2 separate regions of the Homo sapiens genome follow, and region 1 is linked to region 2. A link is an interaction called in ENCODE POLR2A ChIA-PET data of the cell type or tissue named here. Cell type or tissue: OCI-LY7. All regions are shown on one strand. Each heading gives the region's core, and the rest is flanking DNA. Links, peaks and the distances in the headings are about the cores only.

Region 1 (8,123 bases), core at 1,525-6,524, 320 kb before region 2:
AGAGCAGGGTTGGAGTCAGACACTCATACCATGGATAACTATTTGTCATTTTCCCAGTGACTCCATAGCTCTCCAAGCTCCTACATAGAAGAGATTTTCTGTGTGGAGTAGCAATGGCCATGTTTTCATCAACTCTAAAACAATCCAATTTGCATCTACCCTTCATGAAGAGGGTTGCCTATTCTCTAATAACAGAAGTTTCCCCCTTCTCTCCTTTTCTAAGTCCTGTGCCCAGGCTTAAAGCCACAGGAAAGAATCAACTGACACCACCACTCAGGCAATAGTTTCTAGAAAAATCTGACTCCTCCCTATGCCACGTGTCCTTTAAGGCAATCAGTGTGTCATGGAGATCTACAAAGGTCCTGGTTACTCATCACTCCTGCTCTTCCCTGAGCAGCCCCTTGCTCCTCTCACTTCACTTCCAAGACCTGTTAGCATCAGCCTGCTTGAGACTACTCCTGACAGCTGTGTATGGCACAGCTTCCTTCTCCACTACACCTGCCTTCCCGCATTACACCTCTCCAAGGCATTAGCTCACATCAACAATCACCAAGCAGATCTGCTCTGCTGCCAGCTATGCAGGGACAGGACTGAGTAGGAATCAATATATCCCACGACCAGCTAGAAGACAAAGCGAGATCAACATTTCTGCCCTTTGAGAGAGTCAGGACACTGGGAAAGAGAGACAAAGGGGCTGAGGGAGGGGGGTTGAATCAGTCTAGGCTCAGTAGGGTGCCCTTGTGGAGTGCCAGCCCTGAAGTTATTGCTCTTTCAAAGTCAGAGAAAAAAATAAAATGAGACAATTTGTTCAATTTAGTCCATCTTCTCCATAGGGAAGAGAAAAGTGGAACCAGCTTTGCCAACATGGCAAGTTTGGCCAGTAAACTGGGTTCTCCATGGCTTTGATCTGAAAGAACCTGTCTAGCCATGGTGTTGGCAGTTTTGTCACACTTAGAGCTAGAGAGCAATCACTGGGGCTGTCCTCAGGGCAGTGGCCTGGGCTACCATATTGGAAGCAACAGGATGGTCCATTGATTGTTTTAGCTGAGGTTTTATGCTGGGAACTTAATTACTAAGTACAAAAAGGAAGACTTCCTCAGCTCTCATGATCCACCATATGAGGGTGATTTGTTAGAAAAAAAAAAAAAAGACATTTAAGGACCTCTCTTTAGGGTCTCTTAGACCCACACCATCCTCCTCATCTAGGTGAGAGGCTCCATTCAGATGAATGGACTAAAGCCTAGGATTATAACCAATCATGTCCCTCAACTCTCCCTCCTCCTGTTCCTCACAACTTAATTAATGCCACAACCAACACCCCTGTTGCCTAATCCAGGAAACTCAAATCCTACTTTGTCTCTACAACTAGCACCTCCTGTTCAATCTATCACAAAATCCTATTGAGTCTTCCTTCTAAATGTCACTTGACTCTGTCCCTTTCTCCCTTTCCTTGTTTCAACCCTAGCTTGGGCCACCATCATCTCCAGTCCATTCTGCACAAGCCCAGAGAGGTATACTCTCAAAATGTAAACAGAATTATGTCATCCTCTTCCAGATTAAAATCTATCAATGCCTTTTCACTGGTTGTCATTAGGATAGTCTAAACTCCTAACTCTTGCCAACAAGGCTCTTCATGGTCCAACTTTTGCTAGTGTTTCTGATCACATCTCCTTGTATTTATATTTCATCCCTCCACACACCAGCCCACCTCACCCATACAAACACACAGGCAAACACATAATATGCTCCATAATTTAGCCATATTAAATATTCAGCTCTTTGAATGAACCACACTTTTTCCCTTAAGTTGCTGAATACTTTACCCTTACCTTGTAGAATACTCTTCCTCCTACTCATTCATTAGTACTCACCTTACAAGTCAGTTCCTCTGGGAAGCTTTCCCTGAACAACCGACTTCTATCTTCATAGTTGTTAGAGAAGTTTGGTGCAACATATAATTATGATGGCTGATTGCATTCAGATGCATTTAATTTTAGTAGCATCTGCTATTTGCATATTTACCTGGTAAGTAACCATGGAACACAAATGACCTTTTATTCTTGTCCCTTCTGTCCTCAGCATAATAACCCTCTTAAATAATTCTGCCTTCCTGGGAAGTGTGGTGTCCTATAAACTTTCGCTGTGCAAACTTAGGCACTTTACAGAGATGTGCAGCGACTGATTGAGAATTCTTTGTATAAAACATTTAATTGACTCGAATTGCAGAACAGAAGAGATGTGTATTTGATGGCAACTATCTACAAAAGGAGTAATACATTTACTACCAGATGATCATAATTGCACTTCACAAAAACTGGAAGATTTCACCATTATGTAGTTTTGTTGTTTTCAAAAGCCTCTTTGGTAAACACAGCCTCTGGCCTTGCGGTCTTCACTAGCTAGCTCCATTTGATTGCAATTGTTCATCTTCATTAGGAGCTTCACCTGTAATTGAGTGTATTCAAGAGAAAGCTTGGTAGGTATTTTAACACAACCTGCAGTTGCTTTTGTGCTCCAAATCAGAGATTCTATCCTGTTGATTTTGCTCATTCCTAAGTTATTTCTTTGACTTGGCCACTTGAATAAATTGTTATATTTGGATCCATCCTAAATGGAAGCCTGGTATTCAAGATATTATTTGATCAATATCTTAAGAGTTTAATGGCCTGCATTTATTCTCCTCCATTTCGGTTTTACAGGTGTGTTTTAAACTTCAAAGGCCTTCCAAGTAACTCAGATGTACTATAACTTATCCTATTATCTGAAAAAGATGGCCCACTCGCTGAGGTTTGGAAATATTTTGCGCTATAGAGACTCAAAGATACATGTTAGGCTCCTTCAAGATGCACAAAAGAGACTTGCTCGGGTTACTTGTAAAAGGTCATGGGATTTGTTGTACATGTTTATTAACCAGAGTTCTTTTTATCCTCTCTTCATTATGGTAGAGGCTCCCCTACCAACCTCACTCCCTGGACTCTCTTTCCCTCATTCAAATAGCAAGGCTCGTGGCATTCACTGCCTCGAGGGAGGGTTACTGCACTAAAAAGTAAAGAAAAATAAAGTCTGACTGGGTAGGGTTTCAAGGTTCTAGTATCCTGAGAGGAAGAGCCAGAAATTAAAGTACATGAAAAAGCAAAAGGAATAAGAACTACTGCCCCTTCCCCTGCATATACACCAAGATCACCTTGGCTTCCCAAGGGTGGGGAAAGAAGGGTGCTGAGGGAAGGAACCAAAGGAGAGGGACATGTACAGGTCTGCCATGAGAAGGGGCTTGGAGTGACCATGAGGCAGTAGTGACATCAGGTCCCTTGGGTTGCCTGGCCTCTCCTCCTTCAATATCCCCCGTATTGTCAGCAGCAAGCAGCTTCTAGGAACTGCTCACCTCTTCAGACTGTCTAGTCCTTACCCACAAGCAATGCAACCCCCTTCTCTAAAGAGCTGTGCTGCGTCTCCTTCCCACATTGCACCCCACAAAAACCTTGCTGTGAGAGCAGGCAGTACATCCTCAGTGAACCTCTGGGAGTACAGTGCCAATCTGGCCCAAGATATTGTCAGTCTCAACAACATACCCAGTTTCAATAAGCTTCAAAGAAGGACAGGGACTTGGATACCCCATGGGGAGCAAGTAGGATGGAAAGAAACATCCTTGCACTTGTACGCAGATACAAATGGGCTTAAACTTCCTCAAACCCCACCTCCTACTCACCCTCAGCCCCTCAGCCAGGAAATGGTAAAACACACTATTAGATAAGAATTCACAGGAAAGCCAGGAAGTCAGCAGATCAACCCAATTAAGCCCAGCCAAGCCTTACAGAGGCCAGAATTTCATTCAAGACACAATGCCACCAAAAGCAGCTACCAAACCATCTTATCCCCTCAGCAGCTAACTTCTGCTGTTGCCCTCTCAGGTGCTGCACGAGAGTGGGTGATGCAGCTACTCTCCCTGTGGCTGAGTCTCTAATTGGTCTCCCCCTGCTGTAACCAACTAATGCCAAGAGTCTGAAGTTCAAAGCCACTCAGGTGACAATGTGACAGGGTTGGCTGGTTAGCTCATCAAGAGCTGAACTGAACTCTCAGGCAACACTCCTTTTAGACCACAAGTCAGCCTATGAGTCAGCTGCCATTGGAGAGAACACCAGTTACTTGTCAAGTCCAGTGAAGCCAAACCCAGAAGAAGGACTGTGGTGTGGTGACTATTCTGAGACTTCACAGAAAGAAACAGAGTAACTGTCAGGTGCTTTACATGCCAGGCCAGGAAAGGATGTTAGGATTAAAATGCTGTCTACATTTCAGTTCCTAGGACCCAAAACCCAGGGCTGAAGTAATCCAGCGAATGTCATACAATTCACCCGGAAAAAAAAACAGATTCTATTGTAGAACTCAAAGTACACAATACACGTATAAATTGAGGGGCATACATAACACTTGCCAAGTTTGCCAAAATTCCAATGCTTTTTTTTCCTGATGTGTCCAGATAGAGATGTGGCAGCATTGACCACGCAGAAGGCACAACACCTGAAAAGCAGATGACTTGGTTCTCAAATGCAACCAAGAATGCATTAAGGAGGCCAAGGCAGGAAGATTGCTCGAACCCGGGAGTTCAAGATCAGCCTAAGCAACATAGTGAGTCCCTGTCTCTACAAAAGAAAAAAAAAAAAAAGCTGTGCATGGTAGTGTGCACATATGTAGTCCTAGCTACTTAAGAAAATGAGGTGGGAGGATTGCTTGAGCCCAGGAGTCCAGGAGGTTGGGGCTGCAGTGAGCCATGATGGCAATGCTGCACTCTAGCCTGAGCAACAGAGCAAGACCCTGTCTCAAAAAAAAAAAATGTATTAAGGAACAAGGGCTAACTCTCCTGGGCTAGAAGGTTTGTAAGTCCTTGAGCTTAACCAACAGTATCTCTTTCCCACAGGGTAGGAAGGAGAATACAAAGGCTGCAGCTGGTCCATGAGCCAAAATAACTAGTGTCTAGGCCCATATGCATTTGTGGCATGGGCTGAATACTGGAGGCCCCTGGACTTTGCAAAGTGCCTCATGTCTATGCAGTGCTGTCTTCAGTTGCCTTTTCTGTACTGGCAAAAGACTGGTTACATTCGTGCCCAAGAATATGAACTTGAACTATTCAAGATGTTTTACAACCATTTCTGTGATAACTCCATGAACACACACACAAAAGCCATAGATTCTGTAAAACTGCAGGCTGTACATAATAGGGCTTTGGGGGAAAATAGTGTTGGGACAAAATCTATGGAACTTTGTCATTAAAGCCCTAAGAAAAACAATAACAACTCTCACAAATATACAGGCACAGTTAACTTTCTATTGGCATTAGCACCCAACACCACAATCAGTTTATCATTTGCAATCTTAATCTGAAACTCCTGTTTCCTCCTCCTTACTGAAATAAGCTCTTGAAGGCATGATATGCTTCTAATAGAGACCAGTTTCATCAAAACCAAAAAATATATCCTTTGTTTTAATACAGAAAGAAATTTTTTTAGCTTTCTTATCTACACCCTCAGCTTCCTCAGATAGCTTAACACATTGAAAAATATAGTTCTTAAAGCCACCAAATCAGCCATGGTGTTAAAAATAGACCAAAGGAGTAGAATGGATTCATCTCTTTGCACTTTCTATTAAGATATGCATTAGGTCTCTCAAATTAAAACCAGAGCAGAAATTCTCCAAAGCTAGGAGCCAGAAATGCAGGTAAAATCCAGATAAAGGAATAAGCATCCGCAGAGCTTTTATCTCATTAAAATAAATAAAGAAAAAAGACAAGGATGAGGGAGGTGAAAGGAGATGGGATCATCTGGGTTCTAACAGTCACATAAACACTGATGGTGAGGAGGTGAAGATGAGGACTTTATTAAAGGAATAATGTTCTCACCATAAACTCAAACTCATTTCATGCTGTTTCTTGTCCTTGTTCCTTGTCAAACCACCTCCTATGCCTCTTTGGTACACAACCCCCTGTGAAAATGACTGATCTAGTCTAACCCATCAGGCACACATAGGTCAGCACCATGTGAGAAACTCCCTCGGGTGCTATCTCAGCACCAAGGAGAGCTCCAGGCCAATTGCGATGGTAGGCCATTTGTGCTTTTCCTTCTGAGCAACTAAGGAAAATCCAGTCCATCTCACTCCTTCACTTAGCTTTTGGTGTGGATGTACTCCAGGAGGATTTCAATTTTATATTTCAATAACTTATGTCATTCCTCTCCCAGATTAGGCATGCCCAGTCCCACTGCATTTCACCAGAATGCTGTTCCAAAATGTGGTCCGGGTCCAGGCTAGGGTAAAACATAAAAGAATTCAATTTAGAGGAACAATGAAAGTGTAATGTCTAACTGAGAATGGAAGTGATGGTGACCCATGTGTGCCCTGTGTATGTTTGTGTTAGTGTGTATGCATGTGTGAGTGTGAAGTCAATCCTCCACTCACAAAAGCCATTTTATGGGAATAAAACTGTTCATCTTTCATCCAACAATTTGAAATTGAGATATTATTAATTATACACTAGGCAGGTTTTCTCTCGGTTGAAAACCTGAGCAATTGAAATTATAATACAAGCACACCCACGTTAGCCTTCCATCTTACTCGTATTGACTCCTATTTATTTCTTCATGAGACTTGTTTTTTTCTTCCCTTCAAAAAAATAGAACTTGAAAATAAAATAATGGCATAACAGAAAGTAAGCTGTGATTTAGGTTGCCTTTTTATCTTCTTTTATTTCAAAAGAATGATCTGGAACAAAGAATACTTTTGTGAGGTAAAACAGATGATCCTCTAAGAGGACTGCACAGTCTGTGAGTATTATTGATTTTTCTTCCTAAGTCATTTCAGCGATACAATCTTGAGCTGAGTGACCATCGATAGTAAATGATTTCCAGCCAGACACTCAATTGTCAGACCTGCTTCTCTCAAAGGTTTAGCACTTCTGGTGAAAATACATACATGGATTTTGAAGCAGTAATAGTGTATGATAGAAGATGTCAACTTGAGAGAATTTTTACTTATTATAACAAGCCCTATGACTGGAATTACAAACAAGAAAGTGAAAAGGAAACCACAGTTTCTGCTAGTTTTTTAAAAAATTTTTTTCTTCAAGGCTTGGGAAATTACAATAAGTAACTAGATCTATTGCTTCCTAAACCTTAAAGCCAAAAAGGAACAATATTAAATCTCCCAAGATCAAGATCTCTTGTATCAAAGAATGTGTAATGAGACTACATGTCAACATCATGAGTGGCAGCACCACCACCTTGAGAGATCTGTGATGTAATGATGCATGGGCAATAGGGTTCAAGGGGCATTTTCTCCAATCCCTGGCAAGCTCCTGCTGAAGCTCCAACCTAAACCTTATTCAAGCTAAAATCTTTGAAGAATTCAACACCAATCTTTTTCTTGAGTCCTATAAAATGCTAAGAGTTTGACCATGAAATTCAAGTCTCAACACAGCTCTTGGAAACCCAGTAACAATAGTCCAAACCTTCATCCTTCAGGTTGAATGTATAATTTCCCAACCATACTTGTATTGACTCCTATTTATTTCTTCATAAGACTTGTTTTTTTCTCCCCGCTCAAAGAAAAAGAGACTTGAAAATAAAATAATGGCATAACAGAAAATAAGCTGTGATTTAGGTTGCCTTTTTATCTTCTTTTATTTCAAAAGAATGATCTGAAACAAGGAATACTTTTGTGAGGGAAAACAGATGATCTTCTAAGAGGACTTTCATTGGGGTTTCTCTATCTATCTATCTCTCTCTCTCCCTCCTTCCCACTTCCACCACTACCCCGTCATTACCTCAATCCTTCGGGCCAAGATAATTCTGCCCAAGCTTATGTAAGTCCTTGGAAAATCAGAGTGCCTGTGAGCTACACTGGATCCACCTAATGAAAAAATAACACTCAACTAGATAAAAATGGAGACACTTTAAGAACACAACTTGAGGTTCTAGTAGGTTCTCCCAAGATCTTCTGCAGAAAGAGTAGCATTTAAATGCTTAATCAAAGTCATTTAGCAGGGGGTAAGAAAACTCAACAGGATGCCCTGCCAATGTCATTTTCTCTGAAAACCCTACAGTGCTAAGCTCTGTCACCTGCATAAGTAGCATTTCCAC
Region 2 (8,123 bases), core at 2,017-7,016:
CTGAGTATTAAGAGAATGAATGTCCAGCCAACCACTGGATTGAGAAAGAGGAGAAGTTGAGATTGCCAGAGAGCTGACACTAAATTTAAAATAAATCAGGGCCAGGCGTGGTGGCTCACACCTGTAATCCCAGCACTTTGGGAGGCCAAGGCAGGCGAATCACCTGAGGTCAGGAGTTTGAGACCAGCCTGGCCAACATGGAGAAACGCCATCTCTACTAAAATATGAAAATTAGCTGGGTGTAGTGGTGTGCACGTGTAATCCCAGCTACTTGGGGGGCTGAGGCAAGAGAATTGCTTGAACCCGGGAGGTGGAGGTTGCAGTGAGCCGAGATCACACCACTATACTCCAGCCTAGGTGACAGAGCAAGACTATCTCAAAAAATACTAATAAAATAAAATAAAATAAGCCAGAACAAATTTCGATAATTCTCTAGGTATTTTTTAAAATGCTGGTCCTTGATAGCATTTCTCAGTGTCTGGCATCATTTAGATATGGTCTGTCCCAGTATTCTGGCCTGTTGTAACCCCTGGGGCTTCTCTAATTTCAACACTGTGAGCTTTTAGGGAAGAGAGCAAGAGTGTTAATGCAAGAGCTATTTGGCATAGGAAATGGACAGAGTAGCCCTTGAACTGTTCTTGTTGTACAGGTCATTTTGTTATTAACGCTGATACTATGAAAGCTTTCATTTCTGGTGATTTCTTACCTGATAAGAACAAAATAAAATGATGCTCAGTGTGCCACTTCCCTTCATTGCCTCCAAATGTCCCAGGCTTCTCTTATAAATTTTTTTATGTGGTCTAGCTATAAAATTTGAGAAATGAAACTGAGAACTCCAGCAACTGCTTCTTGATTGGTCTCACATGGCGTGCATTGCTAGGTCTCTGTGCTGTTACAACCATTGCTGTCCCATCAGCTGTGTTTTCCTGAGGGTGGTTCAAGTCACAGTGCTGGTGATGTCACTCCTGTCCCCTCTGCTGAGATCGGCGTGGTTCCAGTAAGTGATGCGTATGGTAGCAATTTGCATCATGCTGTGTTATCCAAAACTTCTCTAATGTGCACTTTTTATAGCATCTCTGCTCTAAAATCCAGCACCACCAGCACTGCTTGTTTTAGAACTCTTTCTGAAGTCTGATCACACAGGAATAAGAATACACTCATGGATAGAAAATCCCTGACTGATATTGGCACCAGCTCTTTATTTGGAAAGGGGTTTGGTATATTGGATAATAAAGAGCACAAAAATTAAAATAAAAGCAAAACTCATTACTGTTCGTATCCACCATACCCTCAAAAGTCCTATTGCCTGACACAATGAATAGTATTCAAAATTGTAAGTTAAGGGCAATGCCAACCAATTTGGGGATCAGGCTTCTTTATGTCACTCCTTGTCCTGAAAAATCTCCAATGGCTTTTACAAAATGATGATATTAATGAATTTTAGGAATATGAGCTTGTGTGGCTTTCCCTTTTGAAAAATGTGTCAACTTCCCCATTCACAGACTGAAAGGCTTAGCAAAGTGCTTGTTAACAAATGTCTTAGTAATGGTAGATTTTCAATAGCATAAACTACGTGGTTTGACTAAATATGGATGAAACTATGCTTTTTAAGTTACATGTGAAATCAGCCACATTACTTCATCTAATATGCAGCCGTACCCAGTATGAGTATAAAAACATTCAATGATAATTACAATGGTAAAGATGATGGTGAAGGCTTTAGGGACATTGGGCAGCAGTCAAATCATTAACTGGAAATGGATACTATTTCAGAATCTTGAAAAAAAATACTGAAATGGAGTAAATAGGAGGCTCACTGGAGATATATTTAGGAAACAGAATTTGCTGCTTTCCAGTTAATGATGTGAGTCATGCCCAGTATCCCTAAGGTCATCAGCATCCTCCTCATCATTGTAATTATCTTTGAATTTCTCTCAAACTCACACTGAGCATGGAGGGCTGGTAGGTGCTTTGGTGCCTTCTATGGTTCTAAATCGTGGCTTATTTAGAGGTTGTTAACAGTATCATCTGGTTTTTAATTGGTCAGCAGTCAAAAACTTTAAAAATACTGAATCATCTCCCTGAGCAAAATTGGTGCTTTTCGGCTTCTGACTTGAGTTTACAGTGGGAATAATGTAAGAGCACATCTGAGTGGGAAGCTGTGGGGCTGGGATGAGTCAAAGGCCTCCCTCAATCCACTTAGAGTTCTTCATCTCATCAGGGTGATTCGCCTGTCACTGTTCATATGGTGCCCGAGGCAAAGGGTTAGTACTGCTGATGGTGACATAGCCTATAGCAGCAGCGCAGCAATTACCTGGGAGTCACATTGTATTTGCAGTTTGTTTAGATGGATGGATGGAAGAGACTGCAGGTCAACATCAAGTTTTGTGGTCAGACTTGGCAAATACAGGAATAAAAATATGACCACAATGGTCATTTAAATATGAGCTACTGTAGTCTTCTGTCTATGCACCCTTAAATATGTGCTTCTGTTTATGAAGTTCTTACTCTACGGAACTACTTCAAGTCATTCTATTCCTAGAGGGAAATAAGTATCTAACATGATACTTATTTCCCTCTAGGTGAAGCTGGGTTTATTCAAGCATTATCAGCAACAGGGAGAGAGAAGAAAAATATTGTAAAGGAAATATAATAAAAGCCATCAGGGAAAGCTACTTAAGGATGAGTTTTTTTAAAAAATGTACTCAAATAATGAGATAAAAGGAAAAGTAGAGAGAAGAGAAAAATGGAAAGATGTACTGAAAACAGGAACGTGCAAAGAAAATATAAAGAAAATAATAGAGTGATAGCTGCAAAACCTGCCAAAGGTCTGCAGAAGGGAAAGGGGAGCAAAAAGACAACTAAATATATTGCATTATGCCATATGACCCAACGATTCCATTCCTAGGTATATACCAAAGATAACTGAAAACATGTCTACACAAAAACCTGTATGCAGATATTCACAGCAGGAGTATTCATAACAGCCCCAAACTGGAAACAACCCAAAGGCCTATCAACATATGAGTGAATTAGCAAAATGTGGTATACCCATACAATGGAATATTATTCAATGATGAAATGAAATGAAGTACTCGTACATGCAACAACATGGAAAAACCTTGAAAACATTATGCTAAGTGAAAGAAGCTACTCATGTATTGTAATTATTGTATTTTGTACATAATGTATTTATATGAAATGCCCAGAATAAGCAACTTTGTAGAGACAGAAAGTAGATTGGTGGTTCTCAGAGACTAGGGGGAGGAGGAAATGGAGAATGACTGCTTATGGGTATGGGATTTCTTTTTGGGATGATGAAAATGTTCTAAAATTAAACAGTTGTGATGACTGTACAACTCTGAATATACTAAAACCCACTAAATTGTATACTTTAAAATACTGAATTATGATACACATCTCAATAAAGTTGCCACTTAAAAAATATCCAGACTGCTGTGTTATTTCTTTTCCATTTTTTAGGGTCTTCTATAAGGATGGGCCCTAGCAGTATGCCTGAGGCATAGGTAGGGATGAGGCATGGGGGAGAAAAGAAGAAAAAAGAAAGAAAGGGGCTTAGAAGGATAATAAGAGACATTGGAAGATGGTAGATATAGAAGAAGAAACAATAGAAGAGAGAGTTTCAATTAGGTTTATTAAACTGCAAGGGACAGAGACTTACTCCAGTTAACTCAACAAAAGGGTTTATTGGTAAAGAAATACATGGAGAGACCTTGAAATGGCAAGACTTAGACACAAAGGCAGCTCTTGCAAGCAGCTCTGCCATCATCCTCATGGACTGTGTCATCTCACAAGATGTATCTACTTCTCCCTGTGTATCTGATGCATTTTTTCTCTAATATATGACTTTCTCTTTTCCCTCATAATTTCAGCTTGCATGTAACTTTGGCTTACAGTGTCCTTTCCAAACCTGACAATCTCATAGCATTCTTAGTACCATCTTTGCCCACTTCTTCGGTGGCTCCATGATTCATTAACAGTTTTCTGATTCTCATGTCCTGAGATAGGAGTCCAGTTAGTTCTGTTCACGTTTGCAATCCAAAACCTGGATCATAGGCCACTGGTCACCTAGCCAATCTGTAGACTGATCCTCCTTGGATTATGTGCCCATCTGTTCTCATTAGCTGAGAGCAGAACAGTGGCATTATCTGGTTCACAAAAGGCATAGTGGGTTGTAGGGAGGAAAGAAGGATGGCTGGGCTTGGTGGCTCAGTGGTCAGATGTAGTGGCTCATGCCTGTAATCTTAGCACTTTGGGAGGCCAATGTGGGTGGATCACTTGAGCCCAGCCTGGGCAACACAGGGAGACCTTATCTCTCCAAAAAACTTAAAAATTGGCTGATTGTGGTGGTATGTGCTTGTGGTCTCAGCTACTCAGGAGGCTCAGGTGGAAGGATTGCTTGAGCCTGTGGGGTAGAGGTTGCAGTGAGCGAAGATCATCCCATTGTACTCCAGTTTGGGTGACAGAGCAAGACCTTGTCTCTAAAAAGAAAAAAATATAAAAGGAAGAACGGGGGACAGTTTGCCAAATGACACCCTGCGTGGGCAGTGGAAAATCTTCCCACTACAGGGAGAAAAGTGGCATACAGAAGGGTGCAGTTGGAAACCTTGTCAACTGTCCCTGCCAACTGATAATAACTCTTGATAAACATGAAGTTCTTCCTCCATGCACCACTCAGAGGAAAATACTTATTGCCCATGTTAGTGCTTTAGTTTGGACCTTACTATTGTTTGAATATGATTTGTCCCCACGAAAATTCATGTTGAGGCTTGGTCCCCAGTGTGGCAGTGTTGGGAGGTGGTACCTTTAAAAGGCAATTAGGCGCCAGGCACGGTGGCTCACGCCTGTAATCTCAGCACTTCGGGAGACCGAGGCGGGCAGATCACGAGGTTAGGAGATGGAGACCATCCTGGCTAACATGGTGAAACCCCATCTCTACTAAAAATACCAAAAAAAAAAAAATTAGCTGGGCGTGGTGGCGGGCACCTGTAGTCCCAGCTATTTGGGAGGCTGAGGCAGGAGAATGGCATGAACCTGGGAGGTGGAGCTTGCAGTGAGCCGAGATCGCGCCACTGCACTCCCACCTGGGCAACAGAGCAAGACTCTGTCTCAAAAAAATAAAAAAACAAAAAAAACAGCAATTAGGTCATTAAGAGGTCTCAATGCCTTTGTCTCAAGAGTGAGTTCTCACTCTCAAGGGACTGGGTTAGTTACCAAGAATGCAGGTAGTTACAAAGTGAGGACACCTCTAATGTTTGCCCTTTTTGGCAAGTGCCTGCTTCCCTCCCCCCCCCTTTTTTTTTTTGAGACAGAGTTTGGCTCTTGTTGCCCAGGCTGGAGTACAATGGCACAATCTTGGCTCACAGCAACCTCTGCCTCCAAGGTTCAAGCGATTTTCCTGCCTCAGCCTCCCGAGAATAGCTGAGATGACAGGCATGTGCTACCACACCCAGCTAATTTTGTATTTTTAGTAGCAATGGGGTTTCTCCATGTTGGTCAGGCTGGTCTCAAACTCCAGACCTCAGGTGATCTGCCTGCCTTGGCCTCCCAAAGTGCTGGGATTACAGGTGTGAACCACCGTGCCCAGCCCTGCTTCCCCTTTTGTTTCTCTGCCATGTTCTGATGCAGCATGAGGCATTCACCAGAAGCCACCAGATGTAGCTGCCCAATCTTGAACTTCCCAGCCTGCAGAACCATGAGCTAAATAAATCTTTAAAAACAAATTAGCCAGTTTCAGGCCGGGTGTGGTGGCTCACGCCTGTAATCCCAGCACTTTGGGAGGCTGGCGGGGGGTGGATCACGAGGTCAGGAGTTTGAGACCAGCCTGGCCAACATGGTGAAACCCCATCTCTACTAAAAATATAAAAATTAGCTGGGCATGGAGGCGTGAATCTGTAATCCCAGCTACTTGGGAGGCTGAGGCAGGAGAATCGCTTGAACCCGGGAGGTGGAGCTTGTAGCGAGCCGAGATCGCACCACTGTGCTCCAGCCTGGGCGACAGGGCTAGGCTCCATCTCGGAAAAAAAAAAAAAATTGGCCAGTTTTAAGTATTCTGTTATAGCAACACAAAACAGACTAAGACAGACCTAAACTCTATATTTTTGCTAAAAGAAAATTAGAAAGAGCGTGAATTCAGTTTCTTCCCCCATTTCTAAAGTTTTAAAATCTTCCTATAATTAGTCAAATACTTGAGTAACAACAAAAAAACCATGTTGAAATGAAATGTAAGCATGATAATATCCAATATTTGCTAAGTAAAATTTATATTCTATTTTTTTACCTCACATAAAGAAACACATGTGTGTTGGCCTGGCTAACACAATTATTGTACATAAAAACTACAGTATATACTTTATAATTCCGCTTCTAGGTATATATCCCAAAGAATTGAAAGTAGGGACTCAAACACACCAATGTTCATAGCAGCATTATTCATGATAATCAAAAGGTGGAAATAACCCAAATGCCCATCAACAGATGAATGGATAAACAAAATGTGGCATACAAATATATATATATATATATATATATATATATATATATATATATATATATATGAATGTTTAGCCTTAAAAACAGAAATGTGATTCTGATACATGCTACAATGTCGATGAATCTTGAAAACATGCTAAGTAAAATAAGCCAGGCACAGAAGGACAAACATTATATAATTTAATTTATGTGAGGTACCTAAAATGGCAAATTCATTGACACAGGATGTAGAGCAGAGGTTACCAGTGGGTAGGGAAAGGGGTAATGGGGGAGTTTCTCTTTGGGATGACGAAAAAGTTCTAGAGATGGATGTGGTGAAGTACCTACAACATTGTGAATGTACTTAACACCACTTGAAATGTGTTTAATATACATTTGAAAATAGTAAAATTGGTAAGTTTTATGTTACGTATATTGCCACACACACATACTCACACATCCAGGAAGAAGAACAACCAAAACTCCGAATTTGCATTAGTGCTTCTTGGTAAAAATGATTTCATTTTTCATGAAATCACTGGAAAGTTGTAGTCTCCACTAGATCTTCTTACAGAGACGTTGCTGAAGAAATAAAGGGCCAGGCCTGGTGGCTTGCACCAGTAATCTCAGGCATTATTTGGAAGGCTGAGGCAGGAGGATTGCTTGAGCCCAGGAGCTCAATACAAGCCTGAGCAACATAATGAGACCCCTGTGTCTACAAAAAAGAGAAAAGTTAGCTGGGTATGGTGGTGAGCATCTCTATCCCCACATTGGCTGAGGTGGGAGGATCACTTGAACCCAGGAGTTTGAGGCTATGAGCTATGATCATGCCACTGTACCCCCACCTGGGTGACACCTGAAAAGCAAAGAAAGAAGGAAGGAAAGAAGGAAGGAAGGAAGGAAGGAAGGAAGGAAGGAAGGAAGGAAGGAAGGAAGGAAAGAAAGAAAAAGAGAAAGAGAGAAAAAGAAAAGAGAAAAAAGAAATAAGAGACTAAGAGACTTGCTGTTCTATCACCCATTTACTCACTGCATGGTGAACATGAGATGAAGAAAGAAAGAAAGAAGGAAAGAAAAAGAAAGAAGGAAGGAAAGAAAGAAGGAAGGAAAGGAGGGAGGGAAAGAGAAAGAAAGAAAGGAAGGAAGGAAGAAAGAAAGAAAAAGAAAAGAAGAAATAAGAGACTAAGAGACTTGCTGTTTTATCACCCATTTACTCACTGCATGGTGAACATGGGGTGAAGTTGCACAGAGGCCTTTTTTATTTTTACACACATAACACGCTTCAGTCTAGTCAAAAGATCGGGCTCTGTAGGGTATCTTGGTAATTACGCAATTGTTAAAACACTTGAGCTGTTGTGTATAGTAACATGCTTCCTCTGGAAAAAAACTATGTTGCTTGTTCCATCTTCTGTTTATGTTTTCAAATATAATAATGCTTGGTTGGCTTATGTGAAATAGTATGAGTTATTAAAACAAGGAGCCATGAGTGTCAGGCAAAAGCAGGATTTCCTGCCCCCTAGCATGAGCTGCCATTCTCTGCCATTGCTTTTCTTTGAAAGATGACGTTTTCTTGTAATAAAAATGAAATGTAACTCTCTCAGACTTACTTTTAAAGATATGGCTTCTGGCTTATA

Evidence for each region. Peaks named below come from ENCODE experiments on the same cell type or tissue, not always from the same donor. Only the 100,000 strongest peaks of a DNase experiment are listed, where the experiment ranks them.
Region 1: POLR2A ChIA-PET joins it to region 2 with 5 read pairs; 3 of 35 experiments call an interaction of 5 or more read pairs at or near these places.

What each region holds. Positions count from the first base shown.
Region 1 is chr5:124,540,793-124,548,915 of GRCh38, forward strand. No RefSeq gene overlaps it. Among named protein-coding and RNA genes, the nearest start is that of LINC01170, 110 kb to the left of the region's middle. In OCI-LY7, for the core only: no CTCF peak of the experiment used is centred there; a DNase peak (open chromatin) is centred at 4,049.
Region 2 is chr5:124,858,256-124,866,378 of GRCh38, forward strand. No RefSeq gene overlaps it. Among named protein-coding and RNA genes, the nearest start is that of ZNF608, 120 kb to the left of the region's middle. In OCI-LY7, for the core only: no CTCF peak of the experiment used is centred there; no DNase peak of the experiment used is centred there.